Regions from separate parts of the Homo sapiens genome. Here region 2 is linked to region 1. A link is a contact called in ENCODE Hi-C data. All regions are on one chromosome and are shown on one strand. The core of a region is the stretch at or near the end of the contact, and the rest is flanking DNA. Distances in the headings are between cores, read along the strand shown.

Region 1 (7,969 bases), core at 3,934-6,433:
GCTACTTGGGAGGCTGAGGCAGGAGAATGGCATGAACCTGGGAGGCGGAGCTTGCAGTGAGCCAAGATCGTGCCACTGCACTCCAGCCTGGGCAACAGAGCGAGACTCTGTCTCAAAAAATAAATAAATAAATAAATAAATAAATAAATAAATAAATAAATAAATGCAAGCAAACATACTAGCCCGAACAGTAAAATTAGAAAAACCAAAGCTATAACATTGGAGCAAAGCTAAAAAAATTAGAATGACAAAGGTTTCGGTTCTGCTAGCAAACTAAAGAATATTTAGGGAATATATTTATAAACTTATGGTCAATATTATAGATAAAAATACTATATATTACAAAAATAACCAAAGTCCATATGGTATTTTGCCAATTACAATTATTTCTCCCTGTCTTTCCCTACCAGTCTTGTTGAGAATCTCTGTGGTAATAAGCCACTACTACTGTTGGAAGTATTTTGTATTCCTTGGGTAGAAAGGCAAAAAAGTGGCTGAGAACCACTATCTTTGTTAAGATACAGAATGCAAATATGGGTGAATAGGCAAAGCCCCCAAAACATTGTTTACATCTCTTCTTTACTGTCAATGTCAAAATGCCAAGGAAAAAAAATCAATAAACATACTTAAAAAATGAAAAATGATGCTGGGTGGTGGCTCATGCCTGTAATTCCAACACTTTGGGAGGCCGAGGCAGGTTCGAGACCAGCCTGGCCAACATGGTGAAACCCCGTTTCTATTAAAAATACAAAAATTAGCCAGGTGTGGTGGCGGGCACCTGTAATCCCAGCTACTCAGGAGGCTGAGGCAGGAGAATCACTTGAACCTGGGAGGCAGAGGTTACAATGAGCTGAGAGCGGCACTGCACTCCAGCCTGGGTGACATAGCAACTCCGTCTCAAAAAAAAAAAAAAGAAAAGTGAAAATGAATACACTAGTTTCAAGGTTGCCAACAAGAATAAATTGAAAAGATATATATAATGAATACATATTTATTTATAATTATATAATATGTAACATTAAATACACCTGTAACACAATGTGTAAAAATAGGCCCGGGTGCAGTGGCTCATGCCTGTAATGCCTTAAAAGTGAAAATGAATACACCAGTTTCAAGGTTGTCAAAAAGTCTCAACAAATTGAAAAGACACATATAATGAATACATATTTATTTATATTTATATAATATGTAACATTAAATATATTTATATTATAAAATAATGTGTAAAAATAGGCCTAGTGTAGTGGCTCACGCCTGTAATCCCAACACTTTGAGAGGCCAAGGCGAGTGGATCACTCGAGGCCAGGAAGTCGAGATCAGCCTGGCCAACATGGTGAAACCCCATCTCTACTAAAAATACAAAAATCAGCAGGGAATGGTGGTGCACCCCTGTAATCCTAGTTATTCGGGAGGCTCAGACAGGAGAACCGCTTGAATCCGGGAGGTGGAGATTGCAGTGAGCCAAGACTGCACCACTGCACTCCAGCGTGGAAGCCAGAGGGAGACTCTGTCTCAAAAATAAAATAAGATAAAATACAATTACTGATGGCCTTAAAGATCCACAAATTTCCTTGATTTTCTATGAAACTATCTTATACCTTACTATATAACCTTTTAACCTTGAGAAACATAACAAAGGAAATAAAATGTTCTCTGGGGTTTTCCTTCAAATAGAAATAGGTGAATACTATCCTACTACTTCAACATTAAAACTTACATAAAGAGAACATGCAGCATTTTAGACAAGTTCTTAGCCTTGAGGAACAGGTGTGAGTATGAGATAAACACAGAAATACTAAATTAAACTCCAGATTATAACAATACTAAGTGAATTTTTTGGTTTTTGTTTTGTTTTGAGATGCAGTCTCATTCTGTTGCCCAGGCTAGAGTGCAGTGGCACGATCGGCTCTCACTGCAGCCTCCTGCTCCTAGGTGCTAGCGATTCTCCTGCCTCAGCCTCCCCAGTAGCTGGGATTGCAGGCGCCTACCAACGTGGTTTCACCATGTTGGCCAGGCTGGTCTTGAACTCCTGACCTCAGCTGATCCGCCTGCCTCAGCCTCCCAAAGTGCTGGGATTACAGGCGTGAGCTACCACACCTGGCTAAGGTGGGATTTTTTTTAGGGTACATTTTAATTATACAAAATAACCCAACAGGTGCTATATGCATTGACTTTTATAAAAATCAGTTGAATATTAATTATTGCTATTCACTGAATTTTTAACGAGAGGTTCTGATGAAAATCTGGTTTTCATAAGGGAGACTTCAACTACTTTATATTCTCCAATGACATTTTAGTAAGAATAAAAAAGAGAAAGAAATGCCTACTTATAGGTATATTTCATATTGGAAGGAAGAGCCTTTAGACAAAATTAGTAGAAAAAGCACACATTGGTGAGATTGTTTACCTGATCTAACACGATCTAACAATTTACCAGACAAGAACGTATGTATCATTAAAACCGAAGTTTTCCAAAATACAAAAATTTGGGTAGAAAAAATGTACATTATTTTTTGAAGAGTTAATGCTACTTACAGATAGATGTTTGATGTATGGCATATTTTTCTACCATAGTCATAGAGCTTTCAGATCCTGAATACCAATAAAGACCACCCCAACCCCACTATTTGTTAAAATGCTGACAACCATTTCTACTATTTATTTATTTGAGACGGAGTCTCGCTGTGTCGCCCAGGTTGGAGTGCAGTGGCGCCATCTCGGCTCACTGCAACCTCCGCCTCCCAGGTTCAACAGATTCTCCGCCTCAGCCTCTCGAGTAGGTGGGACTACAGGAGCCAACACACCCAGCTAATTTTTGGTATTTTTAGTAGAGACGGGGTTTCACCGTGTTAGCTAGGATGGTCTCGATCTCCTCACCTCATGATCCGCCCCACTCGGCCTCACGAAGTGCTGGCATTACAGGCATGAGCCACCGCGCACGCCCAGCCTCTACTATTATCTTAGCTTAAAAACAAAAAACGCCAAAGAAAAAAGTGCAGGAATTCCTGGGTTACATATTTAACTAATAAAAATACAGTGCCCCAAATACGAAATAAACATTCGGATAAGATATTTTAAAAAGGATTTTCAGGAAATGCACCCGGAGCTATAGAAGGTATTATGTACACTACACATACAAAAAAAAGTCCCTGAAAGCTCCTTCCTGACAATTAAAATACATAACAACTAAGTTCTAAATTTCCACGATATTACATTTTAAATCAGTTCTTAAAACTTAATGGCAGTAGCATTCTCTCAAAGCAAGATTAAACGTCTTAGGAAGGCAACATACACATCATGGTAAATTTGGAAGATTCTCAGAAACTCTTTTACACATCACGGTAAATTTGGAAGATTCCTAGAAATTATTTTACAAAGACGAGGATTCTTAACTATTACGCAACTACTGATGGCCTTAAAGATCCATGAACTTTCTTAATCTGCAGAGGGGAATCTGTATATTTAAAACGTATTTTACAAGGATGTTCCTAACATTTTTGAAACAAAGTTTTTACGGTGGATTCCTCAAGTAAGGAAAAAAAAATTAATACATGATAAAACTGCTTCTGTGTTTGTACTTTAAGACACTTAAACCTGTAGGTTTGACTTTTTAACAAGCTTTTATAAATAAAGCTTTACCTTCATAATTTTGATTCAAGAGACCAAAGCTATATGGCTATTTAAAGATCAGAACGGCTGTTACTCACAATGATAACGCCAGTGGTCATGTTTCTTCAAATAGGACAAAAAGTGTGCTCAAAGAAAGTCAGTTTTTGTTCTGATTTTAAATGTATATCTTAAATGCATGCATTGTGACCGTCTCCATAATTTAAAACCTCTAAGAAATTTAAACTTTCACATTATAATTTAGGGATTAGTCAATCCCTTAGTACCAGTTAAATAATAGCCAGGAAAGCATTAGAAAACCTGAAGGTACATGTAAAGAAATGCTTTACATCACTATTTAAAATAGGTGTTGAATTTTAAGAGAAACATTTCTTTCACTAAAATTTCTGATGCCTAAGGTCCATCAGGAGTAATCTCTTTTACTCCATGATATTCACAGTAGTTTTGCTCTTGGCCTCACCAGTTTTAAGACTCTCCATTAAAGAAAGCCAATTTTATACTACCTAGGGGCACAAAAATAGTTCCCAGCTCCTCCTCTCTTTTTCCTCCTAGGTTCGGTTAAACGAGCGAACATAGAAAACACGTACACACACTCCCTTTCGGCCCTGGTCCCTAGGGCATTGATGAAAAGCAAATTATTTCTTTACATACGCTCTGCTGTCCACCCAGAGATTTAAAAAAAAAAAAATAAGGGAAAATACCAGAATCAGTCTGCACCCACACCTAAGCCCCGCCCCACCGGGAAAAAGCTGGGGGTAGCGGGATTGTGAGGGTGGCGGAAAGGACGGAAAAGGCCGAGACTTCCAGCTCCTAGGTTCTCCACACCATTCTTTCCTTCAAGCTGCACCGCAGCCAGGGACCCTGATTCTATTTTCAGCCGCGCCTCCCGATCCTCCTCCCCGCCACCATCACCAATACACGGTCCTCAATCGCTTGAATACTGGGTGGGGAGACCAGAGTGGGCCCTCTCCCCGCCCAACCCAAGGACTGTGGGTGGGAGAGGTCTCCCTGCGCACACGGCTGACTCGACGCGCGCCCCGAGGACCTCTGAACTGACCCAAGTAGGGTGAAGATAATTCGGAGGGAGGGGTCTAAGAGGGAGCCGTTATTCCTTTTTCCTCTGCCTTAGGAAAGCGCGCGAGAGGGAGGGGCCGGAACAACGAACGCTGGTTACCTAACGGTCCGGCCCAGCCAGTCAGGTTCCCAAAGCCCACACCGCGCGGGCCGCCGAGGTGGCAGCACAGCCACAATCGCCCCAAGGGCTAAGGAGCACGTCAGGAGCACCCGAGGTGATGGGAAACGGGGGGTGGGGACTGTGCTGAGCGACGTCGCCATGTTAGCGCCTTCTTTCTCCGTATCCCTACAGTCTCCAGCCCTGCTGACCTCTGCCCATCGTTACTCACCTTTCCAGGTCACTAGTTCATGATCCTTTCGGTCACCCGCGAGCCCTGAGCACAGCCGTGTTTACAAAGCACCCCTGGAGGAAAAGGCTGAACGGCACTTTAAAGGCCACGGGCTCCCACAGGCTTCCGTCCTCTCTCGCGAGATCGGACTGACAACCCCCGCCCGCTCGCCCCGCTCCCGGCATCCCCACCTTCCTTCTGGCGCCCCTCCCCTTCACCCACACGCCCCTTCTTGCCTTCCTTCTGAGGGAGCGCCTCCGAGTCAGGTGATTCCGTCAGGCTTAAGGAGAAGAAGGCGGGTCTTCGGCAGGGCGGGTAGAGGGGACGGGCATCAAAGAGCACTCGGGCGCTCATGATTGGACAAGGAGCCCGAAGGGCGGGAAGCAGTTCTGGAGGGGGCGGGACCAGAGGGCCCAAGGAGCGTTACTTCTGTAAACCCGGAGCTGTGGAAGACTGTGATTGGCTGTCGGCTGGAGGAGGGCGCGGGTGCAGGCGGCGGTGAAGGGCTAGGCAGGGCTTTGGCGGTGTGAGGGGAGGAAAGGTGGTGAGCTCCGGAAAGGCTGCTAGAGGGAAAGCAGGATGGGTCCTCCGAGCCCAGCCCCAGGAGCCGGGTGTCTCCGTTTCCGTCACTTCCCAGCACTAGGTAGGGAGGTGGGTAAAAGTAGGCTGCGTTCCTCAGCCCACCCCTTGGCTCCCCGGGAGCCTGAGGCGGGGAGCTTCGGGTTAGGTGAGGTTTGGGGGAGGCGGAGTTTGCTGGTAATTGCCCATCCCTCCCCTCCAAAAAACCCCACACAACTTAAAGATTTTAATATTAACTGTAAGGATGTTGGTTATTCAATAAATAGGCACAAGTTGAAAAGTATGATCAGAGGCCTCTGTGAGAATTTACATTATTCAATAAAAGATTTTCAGTGTCTTATTTTTTCCATTTATTAAATACTGATTTCTAGTCTGGAACAAAATTATGAACTAGTTTATATATTAACATAAAATACACTCTCAAAATTGTTGAAAGGTTTTGGGGGATAGTATGAGAGTTAATGAGCCTGAAGTTCAAGAATGATATCTGGCATAAAAGTGAAATTGTAATGGCATTGACATTTTAACAGGTAGGTCTCTGGACCGCATACATGTGTATAAGCCAACTCAGTCCTCTTTTAAAACTAATTTTAGTTAAGAAACATTAAGCCAAATTATTAACACTTTCCTACTTAAAATGAAAGTACCGTCCCCATATAGTAACAGTAATGTAGTAGTGCCATTGTAGTGTAACACTAATTATGTCAGCAAAACCTCACAGTTCAGATTACTCATGATGGAAATGGTGGACAAAATGTTTGATTGACATCACAATTGTTAGGTCTAGAACGCATTGATTAAATAGATGCTTCTCTCTCCATCTCCCAAAACAACTAATGTGAGAAAAAGAACTGCAAATGTTACGACATTTCAAAAGAAGTTTGGGTCAATTAGAATAGATTTTTTTAAAAAAATTGTTTTTCCATTTGAAATTTTTTCCAGTGTTGATTCAATTGGGCAGTAGCTTTGGTTTTAAATTTCTCATTGCTACTTCTCCAGTCTGTTGTCAAGCAGTTAGTTATCTACATGATGCATTCGAGAAACACATTATTTTAAAGAAAGTCTTTCAGTTCTTTTTAGACAAGAGAAGAACTGTTTAGTGATATGAACAGTACTCTGATCTGTTTTGATAATTCAGTTTTAGCTAATTTTCTAAAGAGAGGGTATACCTAAAGTGAGAAAAAAAAATAAGATAGGCGCAGGAAACAGGTGGAAACTATGCCGATCTGTTATATATGCATTTTGGCAGCCCGGCATTTAACAAAGGGTCTCACTTTATCCACATATTTCTAGTTCCACAGCAGTTTGTTTACTATAGTTTTTCTACAAGTGGGGAAAACATTCAGCATTGTCAAAATGAATGTAGTTACCATATTCAGGTCTGATTCCATGAACTTGTCTCACTACTTATTCATATCCTCATAAAATGCCACCCTTTTCCATCTTTGTTCTCACTTTTGCATTCCTCAATATCCCCAAGAGTCCTAAAATTCTTTACAGTCTTCTCTTTACAAACGCAGGAAACTTCTTGTAGACCTCTTCTTTGCCTGTCTTGTTCCATGATGCATCTACCCAACTTAGTTCTAAGAGAATTAGTGAGGGTCTAGTGAATCTCCTTTAAGAACCCAGCATAACTGCTAAATAAAACTAATATTCCTTAGATACAAAATGAGGCTATTTGAAGAAAATGCATTTCTGTCATGAAAATGTTAATAAATATCACAAGAAACAATGATGGTCTCTAAGTGCCCTCAAAATCTTACAAATGCCACACAATGTGGTATTTCCACCTTAGTATGATAGGGCTGCTAATCCATAATCTGTTAAAACTGCTCACAAAAATTCTAAAACGTGTGTGTGTGTGTGTGTGTATGTATGTATGTATATATATGTGTATATATGTGTGTGTGTGTGTGTGTGTGTGTATATATATATCTGTTCTCACGCTGCTAATAAAGATATACCCGAGACTGGGTAATTTATAAAGGAAAGAGGTTTAATTGATTCACAGTTCAGCATGGCTGGGGAGGCTTCAGGAAACTCACAATCATGGCGGAAGGGGAAGCAAACATGTCCTTCTTCACATGAATGAGTGCCCAGCAAAAGGAGAAGCCCATTATAAAACCATCAGATCTCTGAGAACTAACTCACTATCATGAGAACAGGATGGGGAAACCACCCCAATGATTCAATTATCTCCACCTGGTCCCTCCCATGACATGTGGGGATTATGGGAACTACACTTCAAGATGAGATTTGGGGTGGGGACACAGCCAAACCATATCTCTCTCCATCTTCCCTTTCAACTTCCTCTCCTTCTCTCTCTCACTAATAATTGATTTTCAGAACATAGTTTCTGT
Region 2 (7,969 bases), core at 5,470-7,969, 2.1 Mb after region 1:
TAATTTAGTGGCGTTAATGGCCTCTACCGTTCACTTTTAAAATGCCACCTAATTCAGAATTATTTTCTAACTTCTTATTTTACATATAACTGAACTCCCGTAGGATTGGGTGAAGTCTCTTGAGAGCAGCTCACTGTGGGCGTGCGGCAAGAGATCAACATTTATCTCAGCTGCTTATATGTGGTCTAAGTGGATTTGGTAGTGCCAGAACAATGTGACTGCCAGGACCCAGAAACTAATGCTTTCCTTGCCTAATAAGTAATTTTTTTGAAGTCTCCTATCTGTTTCTCAATGACTAAATCCTGTAAGGTATATAACAGACTACTCATATTGGTTTTCTCTGAGTGGCAGTTTTAAGGGTAGAGGAACATTACTTCTTACCTTACATATTTCTGTATTGTTTGATTTTTTAATAAGCACTTTTTATGTATTTCATATTTAATCCTCATGATTTGAATATTTAAAAAATATAAAAAGTAAAAAGTTAACCTCCCCACTCTATCTTCCATTCACTAAATCTCCTCACTTTTCCCCAGAAACATATGTATAAGCAAATATATACTCTCTATATACAAATACTATTGTATTACATATACTATAATATATACTATCTATATATACTCATTTGTATATATAAGCAAATATATACATCCTAAATACTATCATATTATATATACTATAATATATATTCTGTATAAATATACTCATATGTGTATATATATATAAGCAAATATATACTCTATTTTTCTCATTTTTCACACAAAAGGTAGCAAACAGTGCATATGGTTCTCCATCTTGTGTCTTTCATTAAAAATGTCTTGGAGGTTTGTACTGTTTATCAATATACTATGTGGTACATCTTCACTCTCTATGTATTTCTTTCTTCCTTTTTTTTTTTTTTTTTTTTTTTTGAGACAGAGTCTCACTCTGTCGCCCCGGCTGGAGTGCAGTGCTGCGATCTCTGCTCACTGCAACCTCCGCCTCCTGGGTTCAAGCGATTCTCCTGCCTCAGCCTCCTGAGTAGCTGGGATTACGGTGACCACCACCACGCCCAGCTAATTTTTTGTACTTTTAGTAGAGACGGGATTTCATCATGTTGGCCAGGCTGGTCTCCATCTTCTGACCTCGTGATTCACCCACCTCGGCCTCCCAAAGTGCTGGGATTACAGGTATGAGCCACCTCGCCCGGCCCCCTCTATGTGTTTCTTTCTAAAGCTGCATAATATTCAATTACATGGATGCATCATGATTTATTTAACTAGTTTCATATTGATGAATACTGGATTGTTTCTAATCTTGCTATTACAAGTCATGCTGCAATAAGTTACCTTGACCTTGACCTGGGTCATTTTTTAATGAATTTTTTTTTTTTTTTTTGGAGACACAGTTTCACTCTGTCACCCAGGCTGGAGTGCAGTGGTGCGATCTCGACTCACCACAACCTCCACCTCCCAGGTCAAGCGATTCTCGTGCCTCAGCCGTCTGAGTAGCTGGGACTACAGGCATGTGCCACCACACCTGGCTAATTTTTGTATTATTAGTAGAAATGGGGTTTTCCCATGTTGGCCGGGCTGGTCCCAAACTCCTGATCTCAGGTCATCCGCCCGCATCGGCCTCCCAAAATGCTGGGATTACAGGTGTGAGACACCGTGCCTGGCCATTTTTTAAATGATTTTTAAATTTTTATTTTAATTGACAAATGATAATTGTATATATTTATGGGGTACAATGTGATGTTATGAGATATATACATGCACACACGAGATGATTAAATAAATCTAACTATTAATAATAGGTCATTTTATGTGTTAAGTATATTCACAGGATAGAGTCATTGAAAAGTGCCTCTTGGGTCAAGGATAAGCACTTATAAGACTGACAGATCTTGCCAAATTACCTTTCATAGAGTCTTACCAATGTATAATACCATAAGTTAGATTGTCAAAACTTTTAGATTTTTGAAAATGTGACAAACATATTCATATTACTGCCCATGTTTCTATTGGGTTGTTGATTTTTAAAATCTTATTTATTTCTAGTGGTGCTTTGTATATAAGGGATATTAGTACTTTGTGACATGAGTTGAAAATACTTTTCCCAGTTTGTCATTTGTCTTTTAACTTTGATTATGGTGATTTTGTTTCTTTGCCACACAGACATTTTTTATTTTAACATAATTGAATTTATCATTTTTTTTAATGGCTTATATATTTTAAGTCACATTTACAAGGACCTTCCAAGGTTATAAAGACATTTTCTCATAGTTTTCCTCTAGTAATTTTAATTTGGTTTTTCACATTTAAATATATGATGTCTTTGTAATTTCGTGTATAGTGTATAGATCCAGTTTTATTCCAGATGGCTGCCTAGTTACAGCCTGCCTAGAACTAGGCTAACTTGTTACAACTAGTTCAATACAATATATTGAATAGTCAGTCTCTCTTTTCCCTAGTGATTTGCAATGTCACCTTTATTGTATACAAATTCCTGCGTGTATCTGGGTTTATATCAGAACATTTTCATCTGTTCTATTGATCTGTATGTCCATTTATGGATCAGTCTCACATTGTTTTAACTACTGAGGCTTTATAATGTGTTTTAATACTTGATAGGGCTAACCATTCCACATTCTCCCTCACACATATACATTTGAGAAATCTCTTGCCAAATTTGAAAGGGAAAAAAATGGTATTTTTTACTGGAATTGTGTTAAAATGTTAAATTAACTTAGGGAGATATGACATTTTAACAATTTTTATTTTTCCTACCCAGGTATGTTCTTTCTATTTATCCAAAGCTTGTTTGGGTTCCTTGGTTTTATTTTAAAGTTCTCTGCATATAGGGCATACACATTTCTTGTTAAATTTGTTCCCAAGTATTTTATTTTTTCTATTGCTACTTTAAATAAGGTCCTTCATCCTTATATCCTCCAGTAGGTTATTATTTGCACATATAAGATTGATTGGTTTCTGTATATTAATTTTCCACCTTTATACTTTACTGAATTGTCTTATTGTTCATAATAATTTTTCAGTTGAGTCTCTTGGGTTTAAAATCGGAGTCACATCATCTACAAATAATGAAAATATTTTTCTTACTTTCCTATTTTTATACTTGAAGTTTTATAATGCCAAGTCATGATTGCTAGTACCTTCAGTAAAATTTTACATAGTAATTATGATAGTGAGCACCCCGTCTATTCCTAACTTTATTGGGGCTACCTCTAGACTTTCCCCATCAAGCATAATGCTGGCTAGATGTGTTGTATCATGTTAAAGAAGTATGCATCTGTTTCTATTTTATTGAGTGCTTTTTACCAAGTTGTTGAAATCATGAGCATTTTAATAAACACCAACAAGAATAAAGCTACTCTTCTGATCTTTCTGTCTTCCCACCATCTGATCTCTTATTGTTGTTTCCCACTGGCTGGCCCTAATCAGAATCCAGAAAGGAAGGGAGTCCATAAGGGGTCAGCTTCCCAGAGCATAGAGCAGGACAGAGAAGGGTAGAGAGTAGATCTGGAAGTATAGACAGGGTATAGCTGTCGGCTATATATGGAAGCCAATAGCAGACAACAAAACAGCCTCTGTCTTTATTAGTTGAAAACAAAACATTATGGGTGGCAAAAGCAATTTTCCTGAAGCTGGTAGCATTATCTTTGTTCATTAAAAAAAAGTGAAAGAAAAGTGTGGGGTCTTAGTCTTAGGTATTTTATTTTATTTTTATTTATTTATTTATATATTTATTATTTATTTATTTTTGAGACAGAGTCTCACTCTGTCTCCCAGGCTAGAGTACAGTGGTGCAATCTTGGCTCACTGCAACCTCTACCTCCCGGATTCAGTCAATTTTCATGCCTCAGCCTCCCAAGTAGCTAGGACTACATACAGATGAGCACCACCACGTCCGGCTACTTTTTTTATTTTTTGGTAGAGATAGTGTTTCACCATCTTGGCCAGGCTGGTCTCGAACTCCTGGCCTTGAGTGATTCTGCCCACCTCGGCCTCCCAAAGTGCTGGGATTACAGGCGTGAGCCACCATGCACAGCCAGTGTTAGGTATTTATATATGGAAAGCTAGTTGTACTAACCTTTTCTAGATCTAATATATTGCATTTCCTGGTCTTAAACTCACATTCAGGATTGAGCTTTTTGAATGTAATTTCCCCTACATCTACTACCTTATTTTTAAAATCTTGCACTCCTTCCTTAGGCCTAAAAATAGTGTGCTAGTGTGGTAGATATTAGGTCAATTGTCAGCACCAGAACTAGACACTTTATGTTCTTGGAAGGATCTAGCAGAACACACCCACTTTACTGGCACCTTGGCCAGTCTCTGGGCATGTTCCATTCAGGCCTGCCTTGGATGCCCCCAGACATCAGCAGGGCTGGCTTTGGGGGCAGCAGTTTCACCTGACTATATTGTGCGATGCCCTCCCTGAAGGGCTGGTTGCCTTCTGCCAGAATTTGGAAACTTCTGAACTCCACAGCAATCCTGCCCGTCTACTGCACAGGCTGCATATTTAGGAGGCATCACAGGTCACAGATAGAACTGCCAGGTAAAATACAGGACGCCCCGTTAAATTTGAATTTCAGATAAGAAATAATTTTGGGTATATGTATATCCCAAATGTTGCATGGAACATATTTATACCAAAAAATTATTTGTTGTTTATGTGAAATTCAAATCCAACTGGGCATCCTGTATTTTTCTTTGTTAAAAAGAAAAAAGAGCTTATCACAGAGCTCTTCCCAAAATAATCCTCCACTATGCTTCCTGCCACTACCTGCCCTCCCAGCTCCACAGTTCCTCCATAAGAACTACATTTATTAAAGTGTTAAGATAGCCTCGGCAGGATATTAACTATAAAGGTCAAAGTTAAGATTCACTTCTGAGGGCTGCACCTCTAACTTTAACCCGCATCATCAGGGATTCATTTACCAGATCAGTAAACTTGTTATTTGGGCACTAAGGACATTTTAGTGATGGTTGAGAGCAAGGGTGGACCATGAAAAGTTTAGATTCTCGTAGATGTGTGTAGAGGTAGGGCTGGAAGTGGAGGTGGGTTTGGGGGTATGTTAAAGCAATGTATGCAGGAAAGAGAATATTAAAGAGAACTTACACTGACAATTTTGCCTGGCTGGGATTCTTGTGTTATTCCTTCCTTGCCTCCTGATTTCCTTCCTTTTTTTTTTTTTTTTTTTTTTTTTTGAGATGGAGTCTCTCACTGTGTCACCCAGGCTGGGGTGTGGTGGCATGATCTCAGCTCACTGCAACCTCCGACTCCCTGGTTCAAGCTATTCTCCTGCCTCAGCCTCCCGAGTAGCTGGGATTACAGGCATGTGCCACCACGCCCAGCTAATTTTTGTATTTTTAGTAGAGACAGGGTTTCACCATGTTGGCCAGGATGGTCTTGATCTCCTGACCTCATGATCTGCCCGCCTCAGCCTCCCAAAGTGCTGGGATTACAGGCGTGAGCCACCATGCCCGGCATCCTTCCCTTCTTTAGTTTACACACATAGGCCCCAGGTACAGGGCATGAGCTAGAGCTGGATCCCAGCTGAATGGAAAGCAGGAGGCGCTATATTGGAAACAACTGCCAAGCAACCAAGGACTGGGGACAAAATAGCCTGGGAGGAGAAGTAAAACCAGGAAAAAGTTTAAAATTAGGTGCCTGACATTTAAGGGAAAAAGTCCAAAGTTAATCAAGGATGACCGCTTATTGCAAGATTCAAAACCTCTAAATGACAAAACTTCTAAAAAAGGAAATGATGATAGCACGGGGAACCCTGCTGATCCATCTCCCTGCCCAAATACTTCTCCATTCCCAACATCTGTGCAGCCATGTGCAGCAGAGACAAACAGCAGCAGCACTCCACCCCCAAGCTTTGAGAACCGCAGAGCTGTGGCTGACACAGTGGTCCTATCTCTGTGAAGTACACAAACCATACCACAGCCTTATTTTCTGAGACCATCTCTATGTAACCAGCTTCCCTAAATGCTGTGGCCCAAGAGGCTAACACTTTGGTCAGTCATGGGGCAATATGGCTGCTCCCACATGGCATCCAAGTCCATGCTTAGAGACTGAAGGGGAGCCAGCCTTGGTAAACCAGGTCTGTGGTCATTTCCCCACCTGGCATTTTTGAGCTGTACCAAGCAGCCTAGGGGTTCTTACTGCAAGGGCACGCTCAAACCTGACTTGTCCAGACAAGCAGAAGAGTTTTGGGCTCCCAATCGAGCACGGTGGTCAGTCTGTTCCAGTTTGTCTGGGACTTTCCAGGTTTGAACACTGAAAGTTCTACAGCCAGGAAATCCCTCAGTCCCAGGCAAACTGGGATGGTTGGTCACCCTGAAGTCAAGACACCTAGGCTTTGGCACCTAAACATCAGTTTCCTCATCTGTAAAATGCTGGGACTGGCCAGTACAGCTTCTGATGTTACTGCCACATCTAATAGTCCATGATTCACTCTCATGCTCCTGACCTTACCCATCTGCAGCCCAACTCCCAAACAAACTTCACTTGATCCAAGATCGAGTTCATGTAACCTGATAAGCTAATCATTAGTGTGTTAACAGGAGAGGATTATAGGGTTCACAGTTGAATTTTAACAATGGCTCGGGTGGAAGGCATGTGGGTAGCTGAGTCGTTCTAATGGTGGGAAGTTCAGCTGGGGAGATGGAGTGTATGGCTCTGTGCCATCTGAGAGAAAGATATTTTTAGGCAGGCAGGTTTTGAGGCAGCCAGCCTGAGAGAGCTGGTTTGATGGGCTGCTTTTAGCTGCACAGCAGGAACAGGCCACAGGCAGGGCAGTCTTGTCTGACTTGAGCCAACTTTCACACTATGACCTGAATAAAATCAGCAGTTGAAGCCACAGACTGGAGAAGAAAGGATGTAGTCTGCTGATAGCAATATATATGTATATAATGCATTTGCTTTGAGCCTGGGTCTGTCATCTATAATACAGATATGTAGCTATGATCCTGGGTAGTTGAGAGTTCAGACTCTGGGATCACCACCTACCAACTCTGTGATATTGGGCAAGTTGTAGACTGAATAATATGCATTTGCTGATATTTAACCTTTTTGATCTACACACACAGGAATTCCACGTGGTTTAGCCTAATAGCTTACTCTCTTTTTCCTTGGTTTCCTCATGTGTGAAACGCAGATAGCCACCAAACTTTTCAGGACACTGTGAGGACCAAATGAGAGGGACACATAAGGTGGTCAGAACAGTCCTAGCCCCACAGTCCATGTCAGTGATGTCAGCCACCACCATCCTACTGGTGAAGAGGCAGGCATACAGGGCCATTAGACTCCATCAGCTGAACCTAGGGTAGCCCAGACTCTTCCTGTCTTCCTGAGACATGGAACATGGATGAACCAAAGTGAATTGGTCACCTTAGCTGAACTGTAGAACTTCATTCTAATCCCAGGGTGAGGAAAGGGGAGTAGGTTCATACCACAGGTTTTTCAGGTCATTCCAAGACTGAATGTTTGTTTTTCCTCCCAATACAATCAGGTCCTAAGTATAAAAAAGAGCTTTTTATCATGAGGTTTTGCTCTAACACCATGGAGCCCTTTCTTTAGCCTTACATCTGTCTGTAGCGCCCACACATGGCCGTCTTCTTCAACTTAACTATATACACACACATACGCATACATTGTGAAGCACATAAGGAACACATGAGACAGCCTCATCATTATCAGATTACAAAAAAGTTACACTGAATTTCTTCTCTCAATAATTAACAGGGAGCAATTCAAAAAGAGGAAACAAAACATATGCTGTGGCATTATCATTATAATTAAATCACATTTATTAACTGAAGCAAATTCACTTGAGCTTTTTATAGGATTCTAGGAAATAGATTCCTTACATATAATGAGGACGTGCATCTTTAGGTCTTTTCATATTTTTCTTCCCTGTAACAGTCCTATGTTTGGTCTTTTCTCGTCAGGTTCATTC

Evidence for each region. Hi-C counts contacts between places; a loop is a spot of excess contacts on that map. Pooled maps may share reads with other maps.
Region 2: a loop to region 1 is called in a pooled map, with 2.3 times the contacts of the local background. The contact joins the enhancer-like site here to the promoter of ATF2 in region 1. A Hi-C loop is called at or near these places in 2 of 50 pooled maps.

The regions. Positions count from the first base shown.
Region 1 is chr2:175,163,020-175,170,988 of GRCh38, forward strand. It overlaps ATF2 (activating transcription factor 2), which reads right to left and starts at 5,184. Exons shown (of 14, transcript NM_001880.4): 1 at 5,031-5,184. MIR933 (microRNA 933) reads right to left here and starts at 4,690; the gene lies at 4,614-4,690. RefSeq lists a silencer at 5,133-5,202.
Region 2 is chr2:177,275,720-177,283,688 of GRCh38, forward strand. LOC100130691 (Putative uncharacterized protein FLJ44553) reads right to left here. Exons shown (of 9, transcript NR_026966.1): 9 at 7,789-7,969. Among named protein-coding and RNA genes, the nearest start is that of NFE2L2, 15 kb to the left of the region's middle. RefSeq lists an enhancer at 5,757-6,176. Within about 2 kb of position 6,720, at least 8 of the 41 ENCODE cell types and tissues checked have a DNase peak (open chromatin) inside an H3K27ac peak, as active enhancers do.